Regions from separate parts of the Mus musculus genome. Here all the other regions are linked to region 3. The links are chromatin loops, found by intact Hi-C in ENCODE. Cell type or tissue: heart. All regions are shown on one strand. Each heading gives the region's core, and the rest is flanking DNA. Links, peaks and the distances in the headings are about the cores only. Region 1 holds the start of Ppfia3 (protein tyrosine phosphatase, receptor type, f polypeptide (PTPRF), interacting protein (liprin), alpha 3). Region 2 overlaps Slc6a16 (solute carrier family 6, member 16). Region 3 holds the start of Gm39006 (a long non-coding RNA gene). Region 4 overlaps Nosip (nitric oxide synthase interacting protein). Region 5 holds the start of Slc17a7 (solute carrier family 17 (sodium-dependent inorganic phosphate cotransporter), member 7).

Region 1 (5,864 bases), core at 796-4,795, 67 kb before region 3:
GGTCCCCGCGACCCGCGAGGCACGTGGATCGCTTCCAGTCTGACCTCGATTGCCCTTCTTGCTGCCGGCGTATGCTCTCGCGGTCCCTGCCGCTTTCTGCAGACGTGTCCCGGGCTGTGGAGCTGCTGGAGCGGCTGCAGCGCAGCGGAGAGCTGCCCCCGCAGAAGCTGCAGGCCCTGCAGCGGGTCCTGCAGAGTCGCTTCTGCTCCGCCATCCGCGAGGTGAGCATCTTGGTTCTGTATAAGTTGTAGTTTCCTTGCACTCTGCGGCGGGGTCGGCGACGGGCGAGCGGACGAGGACACCGGTGTCCAGGGCTGTGGACTGGCAGCTCTCTGACGTTGCCGTGTCCCCGACTTCCCAGGTGTATGAACAGCTCTATGACACGCTGGACATCACTGGCAGCGCCGAGGTGCGGGCTCATGCCACAGCTAAGGTAAGCTCCTGCTCCGGTAGCTCTGGGTGACCACGAAAGCAGTGCCCTCCTTCACATCAGCGCATCTCTGTGCCACCCTATGAAGATTTATTTATAATGCCCTTTAAATAACTGCACATTTTTAACTTGAATGCACATGAGATTCTCTCTAGCAACAGGCTTGGAAACTGGCCTCACTTTCCTGTCGGTAAGATGACCCTAAAAGGCAATCCTGTTGGATGTTGTGAACAGGGACACCTTTCCAAACTGCAGTGCTTATTACTTATTACTGCCTGCAGACTCAAGATTTACACCTGATCCCTATCACCCCACCCCACCCCCGAGGTGGGGGGGGCACTTGTTTCCATTTGTCTGAGAACAAGATTGGCAGGTGTTAAGTACTAAGGATGCCCTTCTCCCTGACTTTCGGAAGAAAGCAAGGGTTCTCACAGGTCGGAGTCAGTATAGGGTAGCCTCCTGTTGAGCTGTGTCAGGGTTCCCCTACTTGATCTTTGCGGCTACGCTGGCTGGAGTGCCCATGTCTCAAAGAGGGTCTCTCTCATTGAGGCGTCTTCTCTCTTCCAGGCCACAGTGGCTGCTTTCACGGCCAGTGAGGGCCACGCACATCCCAGGGTCGTGGAACTACCGAAGACTGATGAGGGTTTGGGCTTCAACATCATGGGTGGCAAGGAGCAGAACTCACCCATCTATATCTCTCGAGTCATCCCTGGGGGCGTGGCTGATCGCCATGGTGGCCTCAAGAGGGGAGACCAGCTGCTGTCTGTGAATGGTGTGGTGAGTGGGGTTGGTAGTGTCCGTAAGGCAGCCCTGGACGGTCACATTCCCTCTACACAGGGAACACAGCCTTTGGAGACAGCACTGTGGGGTACACTGCTGACCCTCAAGGACTTCAGAGAGCCTAGCTAGGATAGCAGCCCAGTGTAGAAGATGGCAGTTGTTTTCAGGAGGAATATTTGGCTTGGAGGTTGAAGGTTGGGTACTTCTCTGAACTAAGATGTGGAGGGGTGGTTCTGGCTCGGAACAGAGATGGTCCCTGAGATGAGGAGAAAGGCTGGCTCTGCCTGATGTCTGGGCCAGTCAGCATCCTGAAACCCCAGTGATTAGAATCCAAGGAAACACCACCGAGGAGGTCGTCTCTCCAGAAAAGCCCGGCTTCTGGCCCTGGGCAGTGAGGGCAGGAGATCAATAAGCTTAGGGGGTGTAGACAGACTTTTTTGGGACAGGTTCAGTGGCCTGGTTCATTGAGGACACTGGGACTCAAAGCTATCTTGACATGCAGTTTTTAGGTTGTGGGTGCTGTGCCTAAAGTTGGTGATCCACTAGAGGGATATGAGGCCTTGGAGACTTGACCCCAGCAGCCGTGTCACTATCCACTGGTCCCATGTCCTGGGTAGGGTGGTAAGGGCAGCGGTTTGGGCCAGCAGTCTGTGCGAGGCCTGCCCTGCAGAGTGTGGAAGGCGAACACCATGAAAAGGCGGTGGAACTCCTGAAGGCTGCACAGGGCTCAGTGAAACTGGTGGTGCGCTACACTCCTCGGGTGCTGGAGGAGATGGAAGCCCGCTTCGAGAAGATGCGATCTGCCCGTCGGCGCCAGCAGCACCACAGCTACACGTGAGCCTCCAGTCACCATCCTCTCCCTGCTGCCTTCCCCAACCTTAGATACCCAAATCAGGCCAGTGAGCACAGCGGCCTTCAACATTTATCTCTGGCTCTCCACCAGGGGTTTTCTGACCTTTGACTCCTGCCATGGTAGCTAAGGCCCTGGGACCCTCTGGCTCCCCAACTCCAGAAGCCCTGTGCCTGATTTTCTGAACTGTTGTCTCCAGAACCCCACCATTGAACATCTTACGCGCCCTCCCCCACCCCACCCCTGAACCTACCCTGTGTCTAAAACTCCCCTCTCTACACCCTCACAGGTCCTTGGAGTCTCGAGGCTGAAATCACAGACCAGGACCCTCCTTCTCCTCCCCTGTACAGTATTATTTATTGTCACTGGCTCCTTATTTAAAGATCTTTAACCCTCACCGAGTGTCTTGTGTGTCTGTCGCGCATCCTGGAATAGTCTCTGTGGGGGAGGAGGACAGTGAAGCTGAGGTTAAGAACAAGCTCATTCCAGTCTGTGTACCATGATAGACAACGCTCGCGCAGCTCTGAAGGCGGAGGCTGGCCGGTGTCCCAGAGACTAGCCCGACCCAAGGCTGCGTCTATGTGAGCGCCAGGGAGCACCACTAAAGACCACTGCCCCCAACCCTTAAGAGGTTCGGAAGGCCAAGGCCTGGCAAGGTCTCCAGTGAGTCGGACGCGGGAGTCTTGAAACCAGCAGAAGCCGCCTGATCATTGCCTCTGTAGGCGGGGCGGAGCGAACCATCCACTGGGGGAACCCTTGCGGGCCGTGCCACCGTCTGCGTAGGAGTCGGGTTGGTGGGGCGCATGCAGTACCCTAGACGGGCGCAGGGGTGCAGAGTAACACGCACTCGCCACCCGTCGTCCACTTGCCTCACCTTCCAACCGAGCACATCCTTCCGGGAGCCGCCCTTGTCTTAAAAAAAAAAAATCCCACCTTGAATGTTGAATTCCTATCCCGCCGCCCAACCCTCGTGTCCCGTGAGACGCGCGCCGCCGTGGGGACCCGGGGTCGCGACTCGCGTTCCATGCTGCGCGCTACTAGATTCAGGTGACATCATCCTCTGCCGGGCTCCGCCTCCCTCCCAGGCCGCCGCACGCTGCATGCCTATTGGTCGCTGCACCATGAGTCCCGCCCCCAGCTCTCCGCCCGCGCGGCCCCTCCCTCCCGATGTGGAGGCGGGGTCTGGTCGCCGGCCGGCACGGAGGCCAATTCTCATTGGCCATTCAGCACCGTCCGTCAGTCTTCTGTTAAAGGGGCCACGACCGCCCGGGATCTGTGGGGGGGGAGGGGGAGGGAGGAGAATTTTTTGGGGGGGGAGAAGGTGGGATTTGGGGGGGCGCTGGTGGGCACCCCTGGATCTGGCGACTGCGGCCTCGCGGGGGGAGGCTGTACGGTGACAAGGGCAGGGGGCTATTTTAGGGAGTAAGAAGGCTGTGAGACCGTGAGGGGGAGGGGGGTCCCCAGCGCTGGAGCCGGAGCAAGAGACGCTGAGCCCGCGCTAGCGGCGTAGACAGGGTTCCAGAGCTCCAGATCCGGGCCCCGGCCGCCGCCAGGGGCCCCGCCCGGTGCCCCTACCCCACCCCGCGTCCCTCCTGCAGCCCAGCTCCTCCCGCAGTCGTCGCGGACCAGGTAGGTAAGAGCCCGGCCCAGCTTGCCCGGCAGCGCCCACCCTGGGGACCCCTGGGCTAGCGTTTCCGACCAGCTTGCCCGAAATCCTACATTCCCATCTTCATCCCAAGGGAACCCAGAGTCCAGATTTCACAAGCCAACCCAAGAGACCCAGGCGTGTCCCTTCCCGGAGCTGAGAGTGCCCCGCCGAACCCTAGTATCTCAGGCGGGCTACCTCCTTGTGCCTCCTCCAGGGCCCAGAAGCCTGGATCCCTCAGCTCAGCCCAGGGGATCCCTCAGTCTAGATCCATCCTCTGGGCCCAGTCCTGGGAGCTCCAGACCCTGGTCACCGCTGTGGGGCTTCCTCCATTGCGTCCAAATCGTTCCCCCATTTGCGTCCCCCACCTTCTGGTTGAATCAACCGGAGACGTTCCTCGGTCCAGGCCGGCTCGCCCTGGACACAGGCCCGCGCCGGAGCTGTCCATGGTCAGCTCTCGGTAGCCTCGCCTCCCCCATCTCCTTCCACGGCCGCTAGGGAGGAGGGGGGTGCAGGTGGTGTGGGGATTCCTCCCCCTCACCGCGCCTTTGACCTGGGGTTCCCCGGCGCCCCCCTCCCAGATGGGCCGCAGGGCTCTCAGGCCCATCTTTAGGCACTCTAGCTTTCTGGGACTCTAGCTGCTTCACTTACATAGAGCTTGTGAATGTCCCTGCCCAGGCCACTTAGAAACCTTGGCATGGAGCCTCCCGCTCCCACCTGGTTCTGAAAAGCTGTTAGTGTCCATATATCTGCTGGCCCTGACTAATCACTGTCACCTTATTCAGCACCCGGGGAATCCAGTTTCCTAGCCTTTGCCCCCACCTCCCCACTTAGCACCTACTTTAACAGCTCCCCCCTGCCCTCCGCAGACAAATATGACCAGCCTCTTGGTACACCAGCACCTGCTTGCTGCCTTATAGACTCAGGCGCCATGACTTCTTTTCAAAGACCTGGAATGCAATTCCTCTGCTTCTGTCCTCACTCCCCCTTGGAGATCTAAGTGTCTCACCCCCATCTTATAACCTCCACCTGAACAAACACTCATCTCAGGGACCCAGAATCTCTGACAGTGGTGAGTGTCCTGTCCATCAGACCACCCACCCAGGCTTACACTCCCACCAAACAGTCAGGCTCTAAGTTTCTTCACCCCTAGGTAGATTCAAAAGTCTGGACCTTGGCTCTGCATTCCACTCCCATCTTCATGTCTTGGTGGCCTCAACTTCACATCTCCCATGGCTTTAACGAGCACTTATCATCTGCTCTATCATCTCAGGTGCTAGACTTGCAGAGTCTCCTCTCCCCCAAAGCTGGATATTTCTGGCATCTCATTGCCTCTAGAGACCCATATGGTAATATCTGATGTCTCATACTCCAAGTACCAAACAGCCATCCTTTCCTCCAGGTGTGTTTTGGGATCAAGGTTCACGAGGTTATTTGGAACCAGGCAGCTGTCTTTCTGCACTTCTAGTTAAAAATGTGTCCTTTCCCTGTGTTATGTTCAAGATCCTAAGTTCCAGAACATTTCCAGATGATGTGCCTGTTCCGTCCTCACCAAGGCATGTGATCCACTTCAAGGCCATGAACTAACTTCTAAGCATGTCTTTTTTTTTACTTGCTCCTTTCCCATCCCCAGTGGCAGGATTTTGCCATGCGTCCCAGGCTGGATTAGAACTCACTATGTTGTCTACATTTTTCCTCCTCCTCTTCATCCTCTTTTTCTTCTATTTATTCTTCTCCTCTTCCCCTTCCTTCTTTTTCTTTTTTGGTCTTTACCAATATCTAGACAACATGCCTAAGCCATTCTCTGCTCTCAGGCCTCTCCTCAGACATGCCCTATATTTCTAGCTACAGGGGCTGGGGTTGTTGCTGGGGCAGAGCACTTACCTCACATGCACAAAGGCCAGGCTTCAATTACTAGCACTTGACCAATTACAAAAAGGGCTCACTTTATGCCCACCCTTAAAGACTAGTATCTGCTGAGTTTCCATTGTAGATGTGTTTTATGTTCGGGCCACGTCTGCTGATGTTCTAGATTCCCTTCTTCCCAGGATATTCTAACTTGCAGAATGTGTCATTTTCAATTAAATAGTCTAGTATTCTTTGGAACTCTAGTGTGCACAGTCTTTTTTTTAATTAATTAATTATTTTTATTTTATGTG
Region 2 (5,864 bases), core at 1,260-5,259, 52 kb after region 3:
GGAAACAAAACTGTTCAAGGCACGAAAATGAAAGGGAAGCAATACAGAAAACGCAGCAATACAGAAAACGCAGCGTGAGGGCGCTCTGGAAGTGAGAGATCTGGGGAAGAGAAAAGGAACAACAGACACAACATCACGATAGAATACACGGGATGGAAGAGAGAATCTCGGGCATTGCCAATGTGATAGAAGAAATGGATGCATCCGTCCAAGAAAATGTTAAATCTAAAAAATCCCTGACACAGAACTGTAGCTTCTCTTTTGACTTTCTTTTTCCAACCTTTATCCCCCTCAATTTCACCTCCTATCACTAGATAGGAGAGAAAGAAGGGGAGAGGTCTCTGGATCTAATTTCTTTCTTGTTTTTTTGTTTGTTTGTTTGTTTGGTTGGTTGGTTGGTTTTTTTGTTTGTTTTTCCTGGTATTTCCAGACAGGGTTTCTCTGTGTAGCCCTGGCTGTCCTGGAACTCACTCTGTAGACCAGGCTGGCCTCGAACTCAGAAATCTGCCTGCCTCTGCCTCCAGAGTGCTGGAGTTAAAGGCATGCACCACACTGCCCAGCTCTTCTTTATTGTTTCTTGAGCACAGCTTATAACAAACCACATCCAATCCCTCACCCTGGCAGTTATGTACCCTCTGAAAAGTTCCCAGAATTCCAACATCACACGATCACAGAATTTATCTGCAGCAGATATCATGCTTCTGCTAGAGCCCAAGGCAAATCACAGTCAGCTGAGGCAAAGCAGCCCTGTATCTTCACCTGGAATTAAAATGAAAATGTAGGGGCTGGTGAGATGGCTCAACAGGTAAGAGCACCTGACTGCTCTTCTGAAGGTCCTGAGTTCAAATCCCGGAAACCACATGGTGGCTCACAACCATCCGTAACGAGATCTGACTCCCTCTTCTGGTGTGTCTGAAGACAGCTACAGTGTATTTACATATAATAAAAAATAAAAATAAAAAAATAAAAAAAAATGAAAATGTATTCTTCCTGGGACTAAACCACCAATCAAAGAAAACACATGGATTGACTCGTGGTTCTAGCTGCATATGTAGCAGAGGATGGCCTAGTCGGTCATCAATGGGAGGAGAGGCCCTTGGTCCTGTGAAGGTTCTATGCCTCAGTATAGACAACTACCCCTAATGAGATCTGACGCCCTCTTCTGGTGTGTCTGAAGTCAACTACAGTGTACTTATGTATAATAATAAATAAATCTTTTTTAAAAAAAAGTGTGCCCAAAAAAAAAAAAAGAAAGAAAAGAAAACGTATTCTTATAACATTTCTGTATTTTTTAAAGGAACCAAAATTCCAGATTTCTCACTAAACAAAACACCCAGGAAATCTGGGACACCATGAAAGGACTGAAAAGAAGGAAAGGGTTAGGGGAAAATTCAAATCCCAATTCAAAGGCCCAGAAAATATTTGCAACAAAACCATAGGGGAAAATTTTCCTAACGTAAGGAAGCAATGTCTATAAAGGTACAAGAAGCATACAGAACACCATACAGACTGTGTTGGAGTGATGTTTTTGTACACTATGTGAAGATGTGTCTCTTTCGTTCCTTGCCTGCCAACAGCACCTTCTGACTGACCAAAATGAAAAGCCTATGGCTTATAGCAGAAGACAGACTAGAAGGTGGGATGCCTGGCAGATTGAGGGACTCTGAGAAAGAGTTAGGCATGGAGAGCTTTGTTACCCAGACTCATGGAAGCTGGACTTATGAAACTGAGGAGAGCTTACTAACCAGTCAAGTGGCTGATGTAGAATAATATAAATGGGTTAATATAAGTGAAAAGCTGGTTGGGGAGCAAGCCTAAGCTAAAGCCATAAGCACCATAAATACATAAGTCTCTGTGTCATTATTCAGGAACTGGGCAGGGCTTAGAAAAAGCCCACATAGTTACAGATTATCAGAAAAGAAAGTCTACTTGGCACATAATAATCAAAACACTAAACATACAGAACAAAGAAAGAATATTAAAAGCTTCAAGGAAAAAAGAGCGGGTAACATATAAAGGCAGACCTGTCAGAATTACACCCGACTTCTCCATGGAGGCTGTATAAGCCAGAAGGACCAGGAGAGATGTCCAGCAGATCACAAATGCCAGCCCAGACTACTATATCCAACAAAACTTTCAATCATCATAGATGAAGAAAACAAGACATTCCACGATAAAGTCAAATTTAAACTATATCTATCTACAAATCCAGCCCTACAGAAGGTTCTAGAAGGAAAACTCCAACTAAAGGAGGTTAACTACATCCATGAACACACAGAAAATAGCCTCACACCTGCAAGACAAAAAGGAAACACATACACACATTACCACCACCAACAAAACCAACAAGAAAACAGGAATTAACAATCATTGGTCATTGATATGTCTCAATATCAATGAATTGAGTTCCCAGTAAAAAGACACAGATCACAAAATGGATGTGAAAACAGAATCCATCCTTCTGCTGCATACAAGAAACACACACACACACACACACACACACACACACACACACACCCTCAGGATCAAAGAGACGCCACCTCAGAGTAAAAGGTTGGGAAAAGATTATCCAAGCAAATGAACCTAAGAAACAAGCTGGTGTAGCCATTCTAGTATCTAACAAAACAGACTTCAGACCAAAGTTAAGCAAAAGAAAGAGGTAAGGACGCTCCATACTCAAAAGGAAAACTCCATCAAGATGGTGTTTCAAATCTTAGCATCTGTGCCCCAAATGCAAGGGTCTCCACGTGTGTAAAAGAAACACTACTACAAGCCAGGCAGTGGTGGGCCACGCCTTTAATCCCAGCACTCGGGAGGCAGAGGCAGGCAGATTTCTGAGTTCGAGGCCAGCCTGTTCTACAAAGTGAGTTCCAGGACAGCCAGGGCTACACAGAGAAACCCTCTCTCAAAAAACAAAAACAAAAACAAAACAAAAAAAGAAAAGAAACACTACTACAGCATAGTTTATACATTCATCCTCACACAATGATACTAGAAGACTTCAATACCCCAATGGACAGGTCACCCACCCAAAAACTAAACTGGAACTAACAGACATTATGAACCAAATCACCCAAACACAAAAGAGTGTACATTCTCCAAAACTGACCATATACTAGGTCACAAAGCAAGTCCCAAAAGATAGAAGAAAATGGAAAAAAACTCCCTGCATCCTATCAGAACATTATGGACTAAAACTGGACTTCAGCAACAACAGAAACAACACAAAGCCTACAAACTAATGGAAACTGAACAACTCTACTGAATGAAAACTGGGTGCCGGGCAGTGGTGGTGCACGCCTTTAATCCCAGCACTTGGGAGGCAGAGGCAGGCGGATCTCTGAGTTCAAGGCCAGCCTGATCTACAGAGTGAGTTCCAGGACAGCCAGGGCTACACAGAGAAACCCTGCCTCGAAAAAGAAAAAAAAAGAAAAAGAAAAAAAAAAAAAGAAAACTGGGTCAAAGAAAGAAAGAAAGAAATTAAAGACTTCCTAGAATTCAATGAAAATGAATATGCAGCATACCCAAACTTATGGGACATGATGAAAGTCGTGCTAAGAGGAAAGTTCAGATCACTAAGTGCCTACATTAAAAAAAAAAAAAAAAAAAAAAAAAGGAGGAGGGGCTGGAGAGTTGGCTCAGCAGTTAAGAGCACTGACTGCTCTTTTCTTCCAGAGGTCCTGAGGTCAATTCCGAACAACCACATGGCGGCTCACAACTGTCTGTACTGGGATCTGATGCCCTCTTCTGGAGTGACTGAAGACAACTACAGTGTACTTATATAAGATAAATCTTTTTTTTTTTTTAAAGCACTTTTATACTAGCAATTTAACAGTACCCCTGAAAACTCTAGGGAAAAAAAAAAAGGAAGCACCCAAATGGAGTGGATGACAGGAAATAATCAAACTCAGGGCTGAAATCAATAAAATAGAAACAAAGAGAATAGAAACAATCAATGAAACCAAGAACTGGTTCTTTGAGAAAATCCACAAGATAGACAAATTCTTATCCAAACTAACTAAAAGGCAAAGAGAGAATATCCAAATTAATAAATCAGAGACAAAAAGGGAGACAACAGCAGACACTGAGAAAATTCAGAGAACTGTAAGGACTTTAAAAACCTGTACACCACCAAACTGGGTAATCAAAAAGAAATTTTCTGAACAGATACCACTTATCAAAGTTAAAGGAAATCAGGTAAACTATCTAAATAATCCCATCACTCTTAAGGAAATAGAAGCAGTCATTAAAAGTCTCCAAACTGGGGCTGGAAAGGAGGCTTAGCGGGTAAGAGCGCTGACTTCTCTTCCAAAGGTCCTGAGATCAAATCCCAGCAACCACGTGGTGGCTCACAACTACCTGTAATGAGATCTGACGCCCTCTTCTGGTGTGTCTGAGGACAGCTACAGTGTACTTGGATATAATAAATAAATAAATCCTTTAAAATAAAAAAAGTCTCCAAACCAAAAAAAAAAAAAAAAAAAAAAAAAAAAAAAAAAAAAATCCCAGGGCAGATGGTTTTAGTGCAGAATTTTACCAGACTTTCAAAAAAGAGCTAATGCCAATGCTCCTCAAACTATTCCACAAAATAGAAACAGAAGAAACATTTCCAGATTCATTTAATGAGGCCACAGTCACCCTGATAAAGAAAGAGAATTGCAGAACAATTTCCCTTATGAACGTAGGTGGAAAAAAAAAATACTACATAAAGTACTCACAACCAAATCCAAGAATATATCAAAAATGATCATCCACGAGGATTCAGGGATGATTCAATATGCAAAATCTGTAAGTGTAATCTACCATATAAACAACCTGAAAGAAAAGAGAAACACATGGTCATCTCATTAGACACTGTAAAAGCCTTTGATGGACACGAGCATCCTTCATGAGAAAACTCTTGGAGAGATCAGAGATACAAGGCATAGACGTAAACACAATAAAGGCAATGTACAGAAGCTATAGCCAACATCAAATGAAATGGGGAGAAACTCAAAGTAATTCCACTAAAATCAGGGACGAGACAAGGCTGCCCAGTCTCTCCCTATCTATTTACTATAGTACTTGAGGTTCCAACTAGAGCAATAAGACCACTGGAGGAGATCAAGTGAATACAAATTGAAAAGGATGAAGTCACTGTCTTTATTTGCAGATAGGACAATATAAATAAACAACCCCAAAAGTTCTACCAGAAAACTTCCTACAGCTGATAAACGCCTCATGGAAGTGGGTGTATACAAGAGTAACTTTAAAAATGTCAATAGCCCTCCTATATACAAATAATGAACAGGATGAGAAAAATCAGAGAAACAACATACTTCACAATAGCCACAAATAATATAAAATATCTAGCCAAGTGTACTGGCTAGTTTTGTGTCAACTTGACACCGCTGGAGTTATCACAGAGAAAGGAGCTTCAGTTGAGGAAATGCCTCCATGAGATCCAGCTGTAAGGCATTTTCTCAATTAGTGATCAAGGGGGAAAGGCCCCTTGTGGGTGGTGCCATCTCTGGGCTGGTAGTCTTGGTTCTATAAGAGAGCAGGCTGAGCAAGCCAGGGGAGGCAAGCCAGTAAGTGACATCCCTCCATGGCCTCTGCATCAGCTCCTGCTTCCTGACCTGCTTGAGTTCCAGTCCTGACTTCCTTGGTGATGAACAGCAATGTGGAAGTGTAAGCCGAATAAACCCTTTCCTCCCCAGCTTGCTTCTTGGTCATGATGTTTTGTGCAGGAATAGAAACCCTGACTAAGACACCAAGCAAGGAAAATACTTGTAAAACAAAAATGTGGAGGATTTGAAGGAAGAATTGAAGATATCAGGAGATAAATCTTCCATGCTCAAGGGTTGGTAAAATTAATGCAGTAA
Region 3 (5,864 bases), core at 1,169-5,168:
CCTCTGTTTGGGTGGCTTTCCCTGCAGGAGACAGGGGCGTCTGAGCCCCTGCCGCTTTCTGCTTTCCCGTGGGAACATAACAGGGTGGTAATAAAGAGAGCTGGTCCCAGAGGAGGGTGGGCGCTGCTGTCATCTGCTCAGGCAACATACAAACAGATGATGCAGATTTGAGTAGGTAAATGCATATGTGTCTTTAAAAAGTCTAATTAGTGGAAAATTGCAGGCCACACTCACACGGGGGTGGAGGCAAATCCACATCATTATACATTGCAATTTAACTAAATAACCCATAACAAACTAAGACGGTAATGACAAGGCTGAACTGACAGCGATTATTAGTTAAATAGCGAGAAAGCCACCAGCAGCCAACACATCCAAAAATCAAAACCAAAACATCCTCCAAATTGGAGGGATTCCAGCTCCGGGGCCTCTCTGGGTGTAGAGCCATGTTGGAACACGGCCAGACGTACAACCAGACTCTCCCTGGAAATCCTGGGTCCATTCTGCCAACCCAAACGGTCACCATGGTGGCAGTAAGAAGGGGCTAGTGCTAGCACTCACTGACACATGTTGCCTTCTGTGTGGCTGGCCTTGTGTTGTCTGGTTCATAAATCCGACTTTTCCTAGAGTGCATCAAGGGAGGGCAGATCCATTTTTCTTGGGTGCTAGGAATTTAGATGTTTAAAGATTCCTTTTTTTTTTAGATTTATTTATTTATTGTTATATGTAAGTACACTGTAGCTGTCTTCAGAAGCTCCAGAAGAGAGTGTGAGATCTCATTACAGATGGTTTTGAGCCTCCATGTGGTTGCTGGGATTTGAACTCAGGACCTCTGGAAGAGCAATCAGTGCTCTTACCCGCTGAGCCATCTCTCCAGCCCCAAAGATTCCATTTTTATTTTGTGTGTGTGTTGGTGTGTATGTGTGTGTGTGTGTGTGTGTGTGTGTGTGTGTGTGTATGTGCCTGTGCATGTTCGTTCCTGCCTGTGTAGGTCGTCGTATTGATGCCACAATGTATGGATGAAGATCAGAGTGACAAGTTAGGGAGCAATGTTTTCCTTCTACCACGTGTCTCCCAGGAATCAAACTCAGGTTACAGCAAGCATCTTCCAGCACCACGTAATGGTGGCCCAGCCCTTCCCTGGGGGATTCTAGACAGGAGCTCTCTACCACTGGGCTACTCTCTTAATCTCTCTCTGGACTCTAGGAAACTGTGCTAGCTGCCTCCCCAGACCCCTTGAGCTTTTTTTGATCTAGGAACCAGCATATCTCGTCGGCAGAAATGTCACTCCAGATGGCTAAATTTGAGTGGATCTGTTTGTAAGAATCCTTTAAACTCAGTCCAGGAGTTTGGTTCAGGACCCCATGGAGGAGCCTCAATGTCTACTACATCCCTTGGCACTGTGGAGTCCAGGGAAACCAATGCTCATGTGTTAGTACCACTTTCTGAACTGAGAAAAGGCGAGCCCCCTCCCCCTCTCTGATCTTGGAGTCTTATGCCTTTTGGCTGCATCTATAACACAACACTAGACTAACTTGTAAGCAAGGCAAAGTCAAACCCCAGACCTGGCCAGGCAGTGGTGGCGCATGCCTATTAATCCCAGCACTTGGGAGGCAGAGGCAGGCAGATTTCCCGAGTTCAAGGCCAGCCTGGTCTACAGAGTGAGTTTTAGGACAGCCAGGGCTACACAGAGAAACCCTATCTGGAAAACCAAAACCAAAACCAAAAAACCCAGACGTGACGGTGTTGATGAGGAAAATGTACTTTTAGTGAGGGGTGGCTTCCTGCTATAGGAGAATGGGAGCTCTGTAGGTCGGGATGAGAGGAGCCTGGCCAGGATCTAGCTGGGATTTCTGTCAGACAAGTGGAGGGGGTGACCAGGAACAAGGGTCTGTATGGGTTACAAAAGTACAGACAGAAGCAACAGAGGAGAGGTTTATTTTGGCTTATGATTTTAAGGAATATTGTCCACTGCTGTGGGGGTAGCATGGTTATATTGAATCTGTGGTGTTAGCCCGTTCATGTCATGGCTTACTAGGAAGCAGCTATACGCCGGAAACGGATCCGCTCAAAGCCTCATTCCCAACGACCTACTTCCTGTCTTCAGCTTTTCACCACCAAAAGTCCCACTATTTCCCAAAGGATGCGACCTGTTGGAGACAACAGATGTTCAAGCACATGAACACCTTTCACACCCAAACACAAGGAGCTCAGGACAGGATAGCAACAGCAGTGTAGAGTGCTCCTGGCAAAGTGCTCATGATACCTCCTTGGGCCAAGCTGGTCACCGTGATGGGCATGATATTGAGGCTGGAGGCTGATGGTGGATGAGGGCTGTGGTATGGAGCGGGATCCTTCTTCCTAGTGCAGGCAGGTCCTAGGGGCTGCCCTGGCACCCTTACTGGGGCCCCCAAAGGAAGCTCATCATGATCTTCACTGTTCTAGCACGCTAGACGATCCATGCTCCTGGCTGGTGGCTGAAGCTATAATTATTGACTATAGGTTTGCCTATAGCAGGGAAAATGCCCAAATCCAATTGATGAGGCTCACAGTGGGAAAGGACTGCCAGTGGAGCCGCCCGGCTTTCCGTTGTCATGGAAGCGTGGCATGAGCGGCTGTTGCAGAGGCTTCTATTTCCTGGGTACCAGGGGATCCTCCAGGTCAGGAACTGCTCTTTGCTCCCATGCTACCTGAAAAATCTGGAACCCCACAGAGAAGAAGGAAAAGGCAGCTTTGGTGTCTTCACCTTCAGGGAATCCTTTAGATGCCGCTTTCCATCACAACAGCGCCACCTGCCAGATGCATCTGCGAGCACATGCATTTGGAGAATGGCCTCTATCATTCTCTAGAGATCCTTGCAGAGTCAGGCTGGAGCCCAGAGACTTTGATTTCCCTATCTCACACCCCCGTTTCAGGATTAGTTAGTGGAAAACTGACTACTACAAGGCTGGGAACTGCTGAATGTAAGTTCTGTGCTCAAGAACTCACCATGTCCAGTCCTCGGACTATTTCAGGACGTTTGTTTATTTTTATTTATTTATGAGATAAGGCCTTGCTATGTAGCTAAGGCTGGCCTCTAACTCATCACTCTTCATCTTCAGCCACCCAAAAGCTGGGATTATAGGCATACACCTTCGCCACACTCCCACAACTAGGTCATCTCGGTTTGGCATGAAAAAGTAGCAACTACCCCTTTGTCCCTTTGAATAAAATCTTAGCCACCTCCTCACCCCCCACATTGCTGGTTCCTCAATTCACAGACATCCTACCCCTTGAATGACTGGTTGGGACTGTGGTAAGGGCTGATGTGTTCGCTAGGTGGCAGCATCCACCAGTCTCTGTTGAAGGTTTCTCTACACTATGTGACCACCACCAGCAACAGGAATAGACTGGCCAAAACTCAGCTGAGAAGAACTGGAACTCCACTTGCCTCAATTCTGGGCTCACGCAGCTTATGCCATTTGTTAATGCGTGTGGCCACCCCCAGGAAACTTCATATCTTCTTGGTTGTGTTTTGCATAGTAACAGACCAAAGCAGGGGGAGAGCTATATAAACCGTTTGAAAATTCCAGGTCCTGCTGCCTGTTGTTTCTTGGGGCTGATGTGCCTTTACTCACTGAACACCCTGACAGAGAAGTCGGTTCAGTCTACTGAGGTGTCGCAGCCCTCAGGGGCTGAGGGAGATTATTCTGGGCTATGGAATGAATTCAAGGGTCAGCCTGGGCAACTTAGTGAAGCTATTTCAAAGTTAAAATAACAACAACAAAACAACAAATAAGACTGGGGAGGTAACTCAGGGGGGAGATTTCCTGCCTAGGTTAGCTGCATGAGGGGTTGGGGGTGTGACTCAGGGGTAGAGCCCCTGCCTAGAGTCGCCCAGTGAGCATGAACCAGACATTTAGTTCAGTCCTATGTATCAACCCCCCACCCACCACACACACACACACACTTTGGTCGAGTCATAGTTTTCCTTAAACTCACATGGCTCTAGATCAGCAAAGGACTGACTGGGATAAATTTGGCCAGTCACCTGGTCCACAAGCTAACATGTATTTGTACCTAATGTGAATATACAGTAAAGGCCATATGTCCTGCAGAACTGAAATTTTTTTGACCTTTTAGGTCTTAGCCCGTACTGCTTGCTGAGGGTGTTCACAGCTTAATATGCAAGTCTCCAAAAACAAAGTGGAGTGACTAGCTAGGTGGAACTGGTACCTGTCTTTAACCCCAGCACTCAGGAGGCAGAGGCAGGAGGATCTCTGTGACTTTGAGTGAGTTCCAGGAGAGCCAGGGCTGTGTAGTGATGTGTCGCATGACGATGCTGAGTGGGCAGGTGGTGGTGATGATGTCACAGGTGAACACGAAGCTCACAGTGGCTGATGGGGTCTCTTTGGATCTACTGCTTCCTGGAGTCACCCCAGTGGCCTCTGATGGGTGGCACAGAGGTTGGCAGCACATGTGACATGCCCCTAAGATGGGTTCTAGTAACTGGGAGCTAAAGATAGTGGTCAAGGGAGGGAGAGTCTGCCATAGTCCTTCTGGGGGATTTGGGTGAGGCCTGTCTCCACAGAGAGTAAAAAAGTCCCCGGGGCGTAAACGATATCCACTCCCAGCTTTCTGGACAGGAAAGTAGGCATTCTCTCCTTTGAGAAAACACCCCTGTGTGATTAACATTCCTTATGAATCTCTCCCTGGTGATCTGTGGGCAAAAAGACCTTCGTGCCCCAGCCTTAACAGCACAGCCGGGGTTGTTCAGAGAGAGAAGCAGGCCCCTCCTTTCTTCTCCCTGCTGCAATTTTTAAGACAGTTCCCTAGTCTGTTGCCCAGTCTGGCCTGCAACTTTTATATCACTTAGACTGCTGACCTCAGCTTCATGGTGATGCCCACGCTTTAATATCTTTGTTAGGTACAAAGGAGACTCCAGTTCCCTCAAACTCCAAATGTCCAGAAACGGGCTCAACCTTGGAGTATAGGAGGATTTCTAGTGGTTAGATAAAAGCCACCAACATCCTCCAGGAACTTGTGAAGCCAGGTCCCTCTAGCAAAAAGTGTCATTCCCCCTTCCTCGAGCAGAAGGGACAAATGGCTGTCTGTGGTGCCTGTTATCATACTCAAGCTCATGCCGGCCTCCAGGTTCTCTCAGCATCACGAGTACCTGTTATCCATTTCAGAGTCCAGGTTAGTTCTTCTCACCTCCAGCTCACTGGCTTCCTTTGCCCGGCTTAGTCCTTCTCCTTATAACTCTGCTAATTTTGGCTATACTCTCTGTCTTAGTTAGGGTTGCTATTTCTGTGAGGAGATACCATGACAACAGCAACGCCCATAAGGAAAACATTTAATTGGGGCTGGCTTACAGTTCACGACATTTAATCCACTATTGTCACACAGGAAGCATGGCAGTGTGCAGGCAGACATGGTGCTGGAGAAGGAGGTGAGAGTTCTCCATCTGGGTCAGTAGGTAGGGAGTGAACTGGCTTGAGCTTCTGAGACCATAAAGCCACACCTCCTCCAACAAGGCCACACCTCCTAACAGTGCCACTCCCTATGGGTGAATGCCCCACCCCCCACCCCATATTTGCTAAAACCACCACACCCTTGCTCTGCTAGGCCACCCTTTCTCTCTTTTCTCTATTCTCTATTCCCTGTCTCTTAGTTAGGGTTTCTATTGCTGTGAAGAGACACCATGATCGTGGAGACTCTTATAAAGGAAAACATTTGATTGTGGCTGGCTTACAGTTTTAGAGGTTCAGTCCATTACTATATAAAGTTGGAAGCATGGCGGCTGCAGGTAGATGCAGTGCTGGAGACATAGCCAAGAGGTTTACATCTGGATGCACAGGCAGCAGTAAGAGAGCATGACACTA
Region 4 (5,864 bases), core at 571-4,570, 220 kb after region 3:
CTGTGGGTGGGGGGAAGGATACTGTGAGGAGATGGAGGAGCATGCTGGCGCTGAGTGCGGAGGGCCTCAAGAGGGCGTAGTCCAGCGGTGATGTCCCCTCCACAGGGTCACATACATTACGATTCATAACAGCAAAATCACCGTTAGGCAATAGCAACAAAAATGATTTTATGGTTGGTGGAGATCCGTCAAAACAAGAGGAACTGTGTTAAAGGTTGAGGAGCACTGCTCTCGGGCATCTGGGCATGCGAGATGGGTGTTAGTGGACGTTTGAGGGCGTTCCCAGAGGCCGAGAATAAAGCCAGCAGCCTGGGGGCCGCAGGAAAGCCAGGCAGGAAATGCAGCCCGCCCCTAAGTGCTCCAGGGTGGGGAAGCACAAAACCACAGCTGGAGAAACAACCACAGCTCTCAGTGAAACACCCCGCGGTGAGGGTTCTGAAAATGGAATAGCCAGGAATGAGGAGGGAAAGCGCCTCTGTGTCAGCTGCATTGAGCCACACGGAGAGTGATATACACCCGTAATACAGCAACGCGAGGGCAGAGTCTAGCGCAGGAGGACGTCCGGGTGTTCATGTCTGGCCTGTTTGGTTTTGTTTGTTTGTTTAAAAAAAAAGGTTGGAGGGAAAAGGGGGGAAATAAAATGTAATTATATTTTAATTTAAAAGCGGAAGGGGTGCAAAAAAATAAAAAAGCCAGGCGATGGCACACACTTTTAGTCCTAACATTTGGGAGACAGAGACAGACAGATCTCTGAATTTGAGGCCAGCCTAGTCTACAAAGCCAGTTCTAGGATAGCCAGGACTGTCACACAGAGAAACTGTGTCATGAAAAACAATCAACCGGGCAGCGGTTGTGCACGCCTTTAATCCCAGCATTTAGGAGGCAGAGGCAGGCAGATTTCTGAGTTCAAGGCCAGCCTGGTCTACAGAGTGAGTTCCAGGACAGCCAGGACTGCACAGAGAAAACCCTGTCTCGGGAAAAAAAATAAAAGAAAAAAAGAAAGGAATTGGAAGGGAGAGAGAGAGAGAGAGAGCAAGCTTAGCGGTTAAGAGCACTGACTGCTCTTCCAAAGGTCCTGAGTTCAAACCCCAGCAACCACATGGTGGCTCACAACCATCCTAACAAGACCTGACGCCCTCTTCTGGTGTGTCTGAAGACAGCTACAGTGTACTTACATATAATAAATAAATCTAAAAAAAAAAAAGAAAAAGAAAAAGTCATAAAAAAAGAGAGAAAGAAAGAAAAGTGTATGTGCATGTGTGTGCATGCATGTGTATGCATGTGCATGCGTGTGTATGTGTGTGTGTGTCCTGCAGATGGATCCTAGTGTTGGGACCCCAGCACCCATGCCAGGCAGTTCACGTGTGCCTGGGACTCCATCCCAGAGCAATCTCATGAATTTTCTGGCCTCTCAGGGCACTCGTTTACACACTCACACAAATAAAATAAGCAGTGGGGTGTGGGTGCTGGCTGCATAGCTCAGCAAGTGTCCTGGGGATTAAACACTGTGAGAAAAAGGAACCTGAGGAAAAAAAGGCTTATTTCAGACCACTGCTCATCATTCCGGGAAGTTGGGGCGGGAGCTGATGCAGAAGCCTTGGAGGATACTGGCTGACTGGCTTGTGCCCCAGGCCTTGCTCAGCCTGCTTTCTTACAGCACCCAGAAGAACCTGGTCAGGGTGGCCCCGCCCATAATGGGCTGACCCTTCCTACACCAATCATCATTCAGGAAAAACTCCACAGACTTGTCTACATGCCAACGTTATGGAGGCCTTTTCTCAACTAAAATCTTTCTGCCTGGGGCTGGAGAGATGGCTCAGCAGTTAAAAGCACCGACTGCTCTTCTAGAGGTCCTGAGTTCCCAGCAACACATGGTGGCTCACAACCATCTGTAATGGGATCTGATGCCCTCTTCTGGGATGCAGGCATGCATGCAGGCAGAACATTGTATACGTGATAAACAAATCTAAAAAAAGGATTCTTCCTTCCTGGGGCTGGAGAGATGGCTCAGGGGTTAAGGGCATTAGCTGTTCTTCCAAAGGCTCTGCACCCAGACAGCAGCTCATAACGGTCTATGCAACTTTATTTCCAGGGGATCACACAGACACACACACACACACACACTCAGACAACACAACCAATGTATATAATAAACGAACAAGCAAATAAAAGACTCTTCCTAAATAAACAAATAATAAAAGGTTCTTTCTTCCCAGACGACCCAGCACATGGGTAAAGGTGTTTACTAGTAAGCCTGATTGCCTGGAAGATTGGACACAGAACTTTTTTTTTTGTTGTTTTTTTTTTTTTTTTGAGACCGGTCTGTGCAGCCTTGGCTAACGTGGAAGTCATTTTGTACATCAGGCTGGCCTCGAACTCAGACATCAATCTTCTCCTGACTCTTGAGTGCTGAGATTAAAGGTGTGCACCACCATGCCCAGTTGGAACCCCAGAATTTTTTTGTTTTGTTTTGTTTTTTCTAGACAGGGTTTCTCTGTGTAGCCCTGGCTGTCCTGGAACTCACTCTGAAGACCAGGCTGGCCTCGAACTCAGAAATCCCCTGCCTCTGTCTCCCAAGTGCTGGGATTAAAGGCGTAACCAACCACGCCCGGCTACCCCAGAATTTTTTAATGAGGTCCATGCCAGGCCAGTGCCTTCCTAAACATTCCAGACTGCATAACATCTACAGTGCTCATCTTCAGAAAAAGTGGTGACATCGCAAGGGCTTTGACATACAGCTCAGAAGAAGAGACTTCAAAGTCCCCAAGTGCCGGTGGAAATGTCATCCAATTTAGCCCAGTCTGTGTATTCCGGAGCAGACACAATTACTTACCAAGGCATGGAATGGCGCGCGTGCCCTCTGCTGGCGAGTTCTGGGACTACCGGCTGGGAAATCACTGGCTCTTACAGGGGCTTGCGTGATGCTTCCCTGGGGGGTTCAGTATCTCAAGGCAGTTTATCTTGTTTGTTTGTTTGGGGTTTTTTTTGAGACAGGGTTTCTCTGTATATTCCTGTAGACCAGGCTGGCCTCGAACTCAGAAATCCATCTGCCTCTGCCTCGTGAGTGCTGGGATTAAAGGCGTGCACCACCACACCCCGCATCTTGTTTATTTTTATTGAATTTTTTTTGTGTGTGTGCGGGTCAGACGATGTGTTGTGATGGTGTTTTCTTCCCACCATGTGGATTTTAAGGATTTAGGAGTTTTATTCTTGTCAACTTTAAAAGTTAGCAAACCAAGTAATGGGTCTTAAAGCATTGGGTCAGGGTTACCAGAGTTAGGACCCAGGCTCTGAGCTCTACCCTCTAACAACACTCCAGTTTCTTACTGTGGCATCCCAGGCATGTCCCACTGAGCCACACTCCCTCTCAGGCTGACAGTAGTCGAACCTGAGTCTGTTTTATTCTTCAGGAGAAAATTGTTTTTTTGTTTTGTTTTGTTTTGTTTTGTTTTGTTTTGAGACAGGGTTTCTCTATGTAGCCCTGGCTGCCCTGAACTCACTCTATAGACCAGGATGGCCTCGAACTTAGAAACCTGCCTGCCTCTGCCTCCTGAGTGCTGGGATTAAAGGCGTGCGCCACCACACCCCACTCCTTGCTGAGTTCCTTGGATTGAACCCCTAAACAGCAAATATAATTCAACTGGGTTCAGCTGGACTTTAATCAATATAGTTGGGGTACCTCCCTAGCTTTCTTCTCGGAACTCCTGTCATCCCTCTCCCTTCCTCATCTGCTGGTGGATGGCAGGTGTGTACCGCCAGCCCTGGCTGGGCTCTGCACTGGCATTTGGTAGTCATGGCTTGACCCTGTCCTGGGCTAAAAGCACACACCATTTAAAAGCAACTTGGCATTTTCTAAATGTTGGGTCTCCAAATTTTCTGATGTTTTCTTCTTTCTGGTTACTTTACGTACTTGGGTAACATCTGTATTTGGTGTGTCCCTGTGTGTGACACCCACAGGCCAGAGCTGGGTGTCTTCACCCACTGCTTACATTACGTAGGGAGAGGAGGTCTCTCACTGAACCTGGAATGGGATGGTGTGGATCATCAGCAAACCCCAGGGACCCTCGTCTCTGATGCTAGCATTACAGGGATCTGAACTCACACCTTCCAGTCTGTGGACTCTCAGCCCCAGCCTGTTTAAATTCTAAGCCTCTCATCGGCAGTGACGTTCTGCCCTCTAGTGGCCGCAGGTGGACATCTGATTTACTGGCCAAGAGGCCCTTCCAAATCTTTGAAAGGTTGTGTCCTTGACAGTATCTTATCAAAATTATACACAAAGCAGCAAACTACGCACACAGGAAAGACCCAGGTGCCCCCACACACTCCGGTAATGTGCGACAAGGGCAGTGAAAGCAGGGGGTCAGTGTTACAGGCGCACACCACTATGCCTGGAATATACGTTTTGTTTAAATATTAGCAACAGACTTACAGGATGTAAAATTATAAATACACAAGTTGCCACACATTGAACACATCTTCTCATCACTGCATGGCCAGTGTTTTGGTTTTTTCCATCAAGAATTTGCCCAACAGCCGGGCGTGGTAGCGCACGCCTTTAATCCCAGCAGAGTCAGGTGGATTTCTGAGTTCGAGGCCAGCCTGGTCTACAAAGTGAGTTCCAGGACAGCCAGGGCTACACAGAGAAACCCTGTCTCGAAAAATAAAACAACAAAGAATTTGGCCAGATTTAAGGACTCAAATGTATATAATTGTTTCTCTTATTCTGAGGCAGTCTTATACAGCACAAAGTAGCCTCAATTTTGCAGCAGTTCTCTTCTGTGATGGGATGGAAACACGGGGTGAAGATGGCTCAGTGGTTTAGAGTGCTTGCTGCTCTTGGCAGAGGACCCAAGCCTGGCCCCCAGCATCTAGACTAGGCTACTCAAGGCTGCCTGACCCCAGAGCCAGGGGTCTGACAGGTTAGTACGGCCTATGCAGGCATTGGACTCATGTGCACAAACCCCTCCCTTAGATATACATTAAGGAACTCAACACTTGCTTAGTGTGTGCATTTGCCAGTACAAAGAGAAAAGAAAGCTATTTTTACTTGGAGGCAGGGATGAGGGTGGTCTGCGTCTCTTTGAGCAAGTTTAAGGGGGCTGGGGAAGGGAAGTTGGCTCTTGAGAGATATTCTCAGGTGTTCAGGGAAAGAAGAGGAGGAGGGTACGTGCATGTGAAGCAGTGTGCAGTGTGTAATGGGTCTGTAGGGATCGCTGGGGGAGGGGCACTTGGTGGGGGCAGGTCCATGTCTAGGGGTCTCGGGAGGTAGCTGGCCTGGGAGTGCTATCACGAGACTTGCACTTCTTGTTCAGGGCACCCTCTTCCAAGTCCTGCCTGAGGCTGGAGGAGACCCACAGGTTCACGCCGGGGTTTCTGCCTGGTCCTAAGTGACTGAGTAAATCCCAGGAGCCCAGGCCCACACCGCAGGCCCACTCCTTCTGTCGCCGGGCCTACAATGAGGCGCCAGGCATCCAGATGTTCACATCCACGTTTATTAGGCCACGGCTCAGGCCTGCATCACTGGCCGAGACATTTCTGCCTGTAGCTTCACTCCGGAGCCCGCAAAGCCGGTGCCGCCCTAGAGAGGAGAGAAAAGAACAAGCTGGAGGTGCCTCACAGGCTGGGCTCCCAGCAGCAGTGGGGGTTCTGTTGGGGGGGGGGGGGGCAGAGAAATAAGTCCCAGGGCAGGAAATGGAGGGCATTCAGAACATCGAAGAGTCTGGACAGTGGGAGTGTCTTTGACAAAGGGGAGGAGCCCAAGGGCGGAGGAGGATGGGGCATTAGAAAGAAAACAGTGCCATAGAAGAGCCAACAGTGTATAGGGAGGAAAAACGTGAGGGGTGGGCAAAAGGGGGCCGGGTGGA
Region 5 (5,864 bases), core at 1,583-5,582, 140 kb after region 3:
GAGGGAATTCGTCCCTTGGGTTAGGCGGAGTTTCCCCAAAGGAAGACTGTGTCTCAACTGCTCCCTAGGTATCTGTCCACTGCCTGCGTCTCTGTCTTCCTATGCCTTGGCAGTTTGCTGGTCTCCTACGGTAGGAAACGGAGACTCCAAAAGCAGAGCTCCCAGGTCCAAGGTCACACTCTTCTGCGGACCTGATCTGCTCCTGGCCTCCAGCAATACCGTGCCGGAGCCTGGCTGTAAGAAGCAAGGACCCCTGGCTCCTCCGCGTTGTCCCAAGTCACCCTGGGTTACCTGGTCCAAGAGACCCCCCCTCCCCGCTAAGCTAGCAGCACTCATCTCCAGGAGCATCTATCGCTCTGAGCTCTCATTTGGGACTTGGGAAGGAGAATGACCTGTGTACCAATAATACCCCCCACTGTCAAAGTAAACTCGGGATTTTGTTTGCAAATAACTGCTTGCCCCCCTTCCCAATGTTCTGCTGCTTCTCCTGTCTCTGGGGTTTCTGAATTCAGAAAGAGAAGGTGAGACTGGAGACCCAGAGGGGAGATAGAGAGGCTAAGGGAGGGGGCCTGAGGAACACCTGTCTCCTGCTGTCACCCCCCTCCCAGCCCCCTCCACCAGCACATCTTTCTCTAGCTCCCCTGACTTCACGCTGGTGTATTTTGAGAAACTCGTGAAAGGAGGCGAGAAAAAAGGGTGGGGAGGGGCTGGGAATTGGAAAATGAAGAGGTGAAGCTGTCTCAGCTCCCCCCTCCACAGCTCGCCTCCCCCCCACCCCCCGCCGCCACATACACACACTGCACCTTCCTGCCTTCCTCTGTCCACCTCATCCCTCTCATGTTACTAGAGGTTGGGGTTAACTTTGGATCTAGGAGGTGAGGTACAGCAAGCTGGACCATCACTAGCATAATCCTCGGGTGGCCCAGTAAGATGGACTGAGGAACATGTAAAGGTGGACTAGGGCCCTGTGTGGAGGGCACTATGCCCACGAGGCCATCTCCTCCCCGCACTGTGGATAGATATTTTTAGGCCTCTCAAGAGCTGAGTAATTTCTCTGACTTGGAGCCAGAGCTGGGGTTGGGGGTGAGAGGCTGGGAGGTGTCCAGGCTACCTCAAGGGACACTGGGGTCACTAGAATCATGGCCCTTGGTGGGAGCAAATATCGCCCAGTTCTAGCTTATATCCCTTGGGAAGTCCATATTACCCGCAAGATTAATTTGGTTTTGTGGCCTGAAACTCCCTTCATCCCCCTCACCCCCAGAACCTAGGATACCCCAGTTTTTCCCTCTCAGATTAACCCCCCTCAAGGACAAGAACTAACAGCCCCAATCCGCTTTAGCTCCAGATTAAAAGCCTCTAGGGAATGAACCTGAGAAAGAGGAGAGAGGTGGAGAGAGCCAGGGTGGGGAGATAGCGGGTGAACAGTCAGAGATGCTGAGAGAGACAGATCAAAGTGGGGACCAGAGGTCCAGGGAAGAAGAGAGGAAGGGGAATACAAGAGTCAGAGTCAGGACTGATGGACAGCTAGTGGGCGCCCGCATTGGCTCCTAATCAGAGAGAGGGGACAGACACCCAGTGGGAAGAAGAACCCAGAGAGAGGACATATCTAAAGTAAAAGACCGAGAAGACAGGTGGACAGAGATCCAGAGAATAGGGAGGGACACACAATCCCAAAGAAAAGTCGAGCCCGAGGTGCGGGGGACCAGGGGGGAGGGGGAAGCGATGATGAACTAGGCAGAGTGGAAGGACAGCACTGACAGGACGGAATCCTGAACAGATGGGTGGGCCTCCCCACATTGTGCCTGGGTGTCGCCTCTCTTCTCCCTCTGTCAGTTGCTCTCAGATGGAAAGGGGGCATCCTCATCCTTACCCTCCCAGGAACCCCACCAGGCTCACCGGTGCAGCCTCCCCAGGGCGCGCCCCGCCAGCTTCCGAAACTCCTCCTGCCGGAACTCCATGGTGGCTGTGCCCACGCGGGTCCCCTGCCAATCCCCCCGCCCGCGGGCCCGGGCGGCCGCGTCCGGGATCCCGGGGTCCGCCCCGGCCCGGCCCGGCCCCGCAGCTCCGCTCGGGGGGGAACCAGGCTGCGAGTGCCCGCTGCCCGGGGCTGTAGCGGACTCAGCGTCGGGGCGGGGCGGGGCATCCACGCCCACCAAAGGAGGCCCCACCCCTTGTAGGAAGGACCCGCCCTCTCCTTCCAACAGGCTACCTGGAGATGCTAGGCCAGTTTCTCTTGGCTTGGCTTGCAGGCTAGACCCCTCTCTCTTTCAGCTCTTCCATCCTAGAGCCTCCACCTGTCCACCCCAAGGCCACGTCCCTGGGATTGAACTCCGAGTTGCCTCGCTCCCCACTATAATACACTCCCCAGATACTCTGCACGTTCCAAGCTCTTTGAGTCTCTTCCCAGATCTCTTTGCTTCTGAGCTCTATTCCCATCCGACCTTTGGCTTGCTTCCTCTCCTTCACTCTTTTTTTCTTTAAAAAAAAAAATTTTTTTTTTGAGTGCCGCACACCTTTAATTCCAGCATTCAGGAGGCAGGCAAGTGAATCTGTGTGAATTCAAGGCACAGGCATGGGAGGCAGAGGCAGGCAAATTTCTGAGTTCGAGGCCAGCCTAGTCTACAGAGTGAGTTCCAGGACAGCCAGGGATATACAGAGAAACCCTGTCTCGAAAAAAAAAAGTTTATTCTTTTAAAGTTTAATTAGGTATGCATGTTTTGCTAGCATATTATATATCTGTGTACTATTTGTATGCCTACTGGCATTGGAGGAGATGTGACCTGCCATGTGGGTGTTTGGAGCTGAACCCAGGTCCTCTGGAGTGCAGCCTATTAGCGCTGAGCCATCTCTCCGGCCCCCTTTTTCCTTTGTTGGGCATACTGGGGATACAGGCGTGCCGCTGAACTGGACTGGCTCTCTCATTTTTCGGGTTCCACTTTTCCCCTTGAATTCACTTTTTTTTAATCTGCACCCCATCTTTCTCTCCCTGAGTTTCAACTCCCTCTCCTTCCATCCTTTTGAACTCTGCTAGCTATAACCAGGCTCACCACTACTGCCGTTCGTGCCCCATGGTGTCCTTCCTCACTTCCCAAGAGTGTGTCCGGTTGCTTAGACTCTATGATATTCTTTTGAGTCTGGGCCCCATCAACTGAGCTATGTCTCCTCCCTCTGAGTTCTGTCCCTGCTCCCCAAGTATGTTTGGAGTCCTACATACTTGCTGTCTATCTTCTGTCTCTGCCTTCTGTGCCTGGCTCCTCCCCTTGAGTCTGACTCCTTCCTCCATGTGTGTCCCAGCAGTGACTTCCACTCGGGCTCCACGATCTGTCCCCACCCACTAAGTCCTCTTTCCACCCGTAAATTCCACTCCCATCCCTTGGGGGTAACCCCAACTCTAAAATGGCCCTGAAGCACTCCACGCCAATGCTTCTCCCAGTGCATCCCAAGTTCTATGCCTTAGCAGGGTGTTGGTGTTCCCACCGTCTCTCTCCCCGTGTCAGGCTACAAATGCATTTGGGATTAAATTTTCATGACCCGGCCCAGGAGGGGACCAGCGAAGCCGATCGAGTGGCGGGCGGGGATGGTGGGTCTCAGCTCTGTCTCTGATTGACAAGTCCCCGGGGAGGAGGGCAGCAGGCTGAGCCGCGCAGACGCGCCACCTGGTGGCCATGGAGTCCCGGACTGCGTGCGGAGGTGGCGTCCGCGGCTCGCGGCCAGGTGTGAGGGAGGAGCAGATGGTGAGGAGGAGGGTGTGGGAAGGGGGCCCTGCGGCTGCCAAATCCCGGGCCGTCGCCCGCACCATCACCATGGCGACGGAGAAAGGAAGAACGCACCCAATCTTCGAGCTTTTTTAGGACCTAGAAACTAGACCTTAGGTTGCCCAGGGAGGCCCTCAGTCTGGACTACAAGCCCCAGTGGCCTTTGCGCTTGGAAGTTAGGCTCGTTCTCCTCACCACTGCACGTTTCTATTAGCCCGTTCTAGGAGATACAATTTTAGCTAAGAAGCCTTAGAGTCTAAAGCTTCCTGGCGCCCTCACGTGGACAGGGGTCTCCAGTTTGCTTGCTCGCATCCTGGAGCAGGATACACAAGTCTGGCGGTTGTACAGACTTTGTGTGGAACTTATCCTACTGCCTCCGCCTCCAGAGAATGTTATTGCAGGCATACCCACCATGTCTGGCTTCTGAACGGTCATCCTTCTGACTTTACCAACTTTTCTCAGAAGTTGTATGGCAATGTTCTCAACTTTGGATTATTTTTTAATTTTTTATTTTTTTAAGCAGTGTCTTGTCTACATAGTCCTACCTGTCCTGGAATTCACTCTGTAGACCAGCTGGCCTTAAGCCCACAGAAATCAAATGCCCCGATTAAAGGCATGAGCCACCATGCCAGGCTTTTGTGCTTAATCTTTAAAAATTATACATAAGCCATGAGTGGTGGCGCATGCTTCCAATCTCAGCACTCAGGAGGCAGAAACAGGCAGATCTCTGAATTTGAGGCCAGCCTGGTCTACAAAATGAGTTCTAGGAAAGCCAGAGCTACGAAAAGAAACCTTATCTCGAGAAAACAAAAAACAAAAACTAAACTAAAACTTACATATTTGGGGCTGGAGAGCTGGCTCAGCAGTTAAGAGCATTTGTTGCTCTTACAGAGGACCAGGGTTCAGTTCCCAGTGCGCCTATGACTGCTAACAACCAGAGGATCTGGCACCCTCTTCTGAACATATGGGGGGGGGGCATATAGCTGACATCCTCCCTGTGTGGTGTTAATGTGTGTGTGTGTGTGTGTGTGTGTGTGTGTGTGTGTGTGTGTAGCACGTGCGTAACTGCACACACTCAGGCAGCCATGCTGCAGTGTACTTGTGGAGGTTAGAGGGCAACTTTTGGACGTCAGTCCTCTCCTATGTGAGTTCCTGGAAGGGACCTCCAGTCATCAGACCCAGCAACAAGTGGCTTTACCCACCATATCTGGACACCCAGGTTGATGCTTTTAATATCATTAACTGTTTCTATTTTCCTTCTTTCTTCTGCAGGGCCAGGGGGGCAGCCTGACCTAGGACAGAGAATCTCAAAGCACATTTGAAACAAGCATGCTTGAGTCTGAGACAAGGTCATGGCCTGTCTTTTGTCAAGAATCAGCTTCTGGCACTGGAGAGATGGTTTGGTTTGGTTTGGTTTGGTTTGGAAGTTTGAGACAGGGTTTCTCTGTGTAGCCCTGACTGTCCTGGAACTCACTCTGGAGACCAGGCTGGCCACAATCTCAGAGATCCACTTGCCTCTGCCTCTTGAGTCCAGGATTAAAGGTGAGCGCCACCACTGCCTGCCCAGAATATACCTGGCATTAGAGACTTGGGCTACATCCTCAGCACCAGAAAGGAAAAAGAATGTTGGCAAGTAAAGTGGAGTGTCCTAAAGAGGGGACAGGACATGCTGAGCCGCGAGGTAGTGAGGCCTGGGGGGTTGGGACCTCAACTTGGGGGTGCCTGTGATATGAAGCCTGGCACCAAGAATGGAAAGTTGACAGAGTATGGGGCAGGAGAGCCTAGAGACACTGCTTGAGCTTGGCTGTAGAAGTTAGACAGAACAAGCCCCAGTCCCAAGCGAGCACACGCTGTACTGGGGATGGCCATTTAGGAACTTTCCACAGGACACTCTAGAGAAGGCACTGGAGCTCAAAGAAGCAAGAGTCAGTGGTATGGTGGGCCATTATTCTGTGGGACTGCTGGACGACAATGAGGGAAGAGTCTTGTCTAGGAAGGTGGGGCCGGCGTGAGCCTGGATGCCCAGATGTTCTCCTTGGGATAATGAAGTGGGGTAGAAAAGAAGTAGAGTCAGCTCTGGAGCCCAGGGGAGCCCAGGAAGACAGAAGC

What was found. Peaks named below come from ENCODE experiments on the same cell type or tissue, not always from the same donor. Only the 100,000 strongest peaks of a DNase experiment are listed, where the experiment ranks them.
Region 1: a loop joins it to region 3, with 2.5 times the contacts of the local background. A loop is called at or near these places in 4 of 42 quality-filtered maps.
Region 2: a loop joins it to region 3, with 2.5 times the contacts of the local background. A loop is called at or near these places in 3 of 42 quality-filtered maps.
Region 4: it touches region 3 in a loop (2.4-fold over the local background); 9 of 42 quality-filtered maps call a loop at or near these places.
Region 5: a loop joins it to region 3, with 4 times the contacts of the local background. A loop is called at or near these places in 16 of 42 quality-filtered maps.

The regions. Positions count from the first base shown.
Region 1 is chr7:45,364,484-45,370,347 of GRCm38, reverse strand. It overlaps Ppfia3 (protein tyrosine phosphatase, receptor type, f polypeptide (PTPRF), interacting protein (liprin), alpha 3), which reads left to right and starts at 3,329. Exons shown (of 30, transcript NM_029741.2): 1 at 3,329-3,689. It overlaps Lin7b (lin-7 homolog B (C. elegans)), which reads left to right. Exons shown (of 6, transcript NM_011698.1): 2 at 103-221; 3 at 362-433; 4 at 998-1,207; 5 at 1,881-2,044; 6 at 2,350-2,457. The coding sequence ends at 2,371. Mtag2 (metastasis associated gene 2) reads right to left here and starts at 4,187. Exons shown (of 2, transcript NR_015480.2): 1 at 4,074-4,187; 2 at 2,400-2,972. In heart, for the core only: CTCF peaks have their summits at 2,863 and 4,220; DNase peaks (open chromatin) are centred at 3,187 and 4,177; H3K4me3 peaks cover 2,843 bases; H3K27ac peaks cover 1,515 bases; H3K27me3 peaks cover 2,881 bases.
Region 2 is chr7:45,245,693-45,251,556 of GRCm38, reverse strand. All of the region lies in intron 1 of Slc6a16 (solute carrier family 6, member 16), which reads right to left. Among named protein-coding and RNA genes, the nearest start is that of Gm23585, 5.9 kb to the left of the region's middle. In heart, for the core only: a CTCF peak has its summit at 3,745 (motif pointing left); no DNase peak of the experiment used is centred there.
Region 3 is chr7:45,297,400-45,303,263 of GRCm38, reverse strand. It overlaps Gm39006 (a long non-coding RNA gene), which reads left to right and starts at 904. Exons shown (of 2, transcript XR_882064.2): 1 at 904-1,431; 2 at 2,039-4,105. It overlaps Trpm4 (transient receptor potential cation channel, subfamily M, member 4), which reads left to right. Exons shown (of 25, transcript NM_175130.4): 25 at 1-109. In heart, for the core only: CTCF peaks have their summits at 2,778 and 3,325 (motif pointing right); DNase peaks (open chromatin) are centred at 2,783 and 3,313.
Region 4 is chr7:45,077,026-45,082,889 of GRCm38, reverse strand. It overlaps Nosip (nitric oxide synthase interacting protein), which reads right to left. Exons shown (of 9, transcript NM_025533.3): 9 at 4,387-5,578. The coding sequence ends at 5,507. Among named protein-coding and RNA genes, the nearest start is that of Rcn3, 12 kb to the left of the region's middle. In heart, for the core only: CTCF peaks have their summits at 1,913 (motif pointing left), 2,869 (motif pointing left) and 4,183 (motif pointing left); DNase peaks (open chromatin) are centred at 1,619, 2,869 and 4,149.
Region 5 is chr7:45,160,177-45,166,040 of GRCm38, reverse strand. Slc17a7 (solute carrier family 17 (sodium-dependent inorganic phosphate cotransporter), member 7) reads right to left here and starts at 2,120. Exons shown (of 12, transcript NM_182993.2): 1 at 1,897-2,120. The coding sequence starts at 1,958. In heart, for the core only: a CTCF peak has its summit at 3,672 (motif pointing left); DNase peaks (open chromatin) are centred at 2,114, 3,780, 3,910, 5,440 and 1 weaker place; H3K4me3 peaks cover 1,795 bases; H3K27ac peaks cover 1,231 bases; H3K27me3 peaks cover 1,859 bases.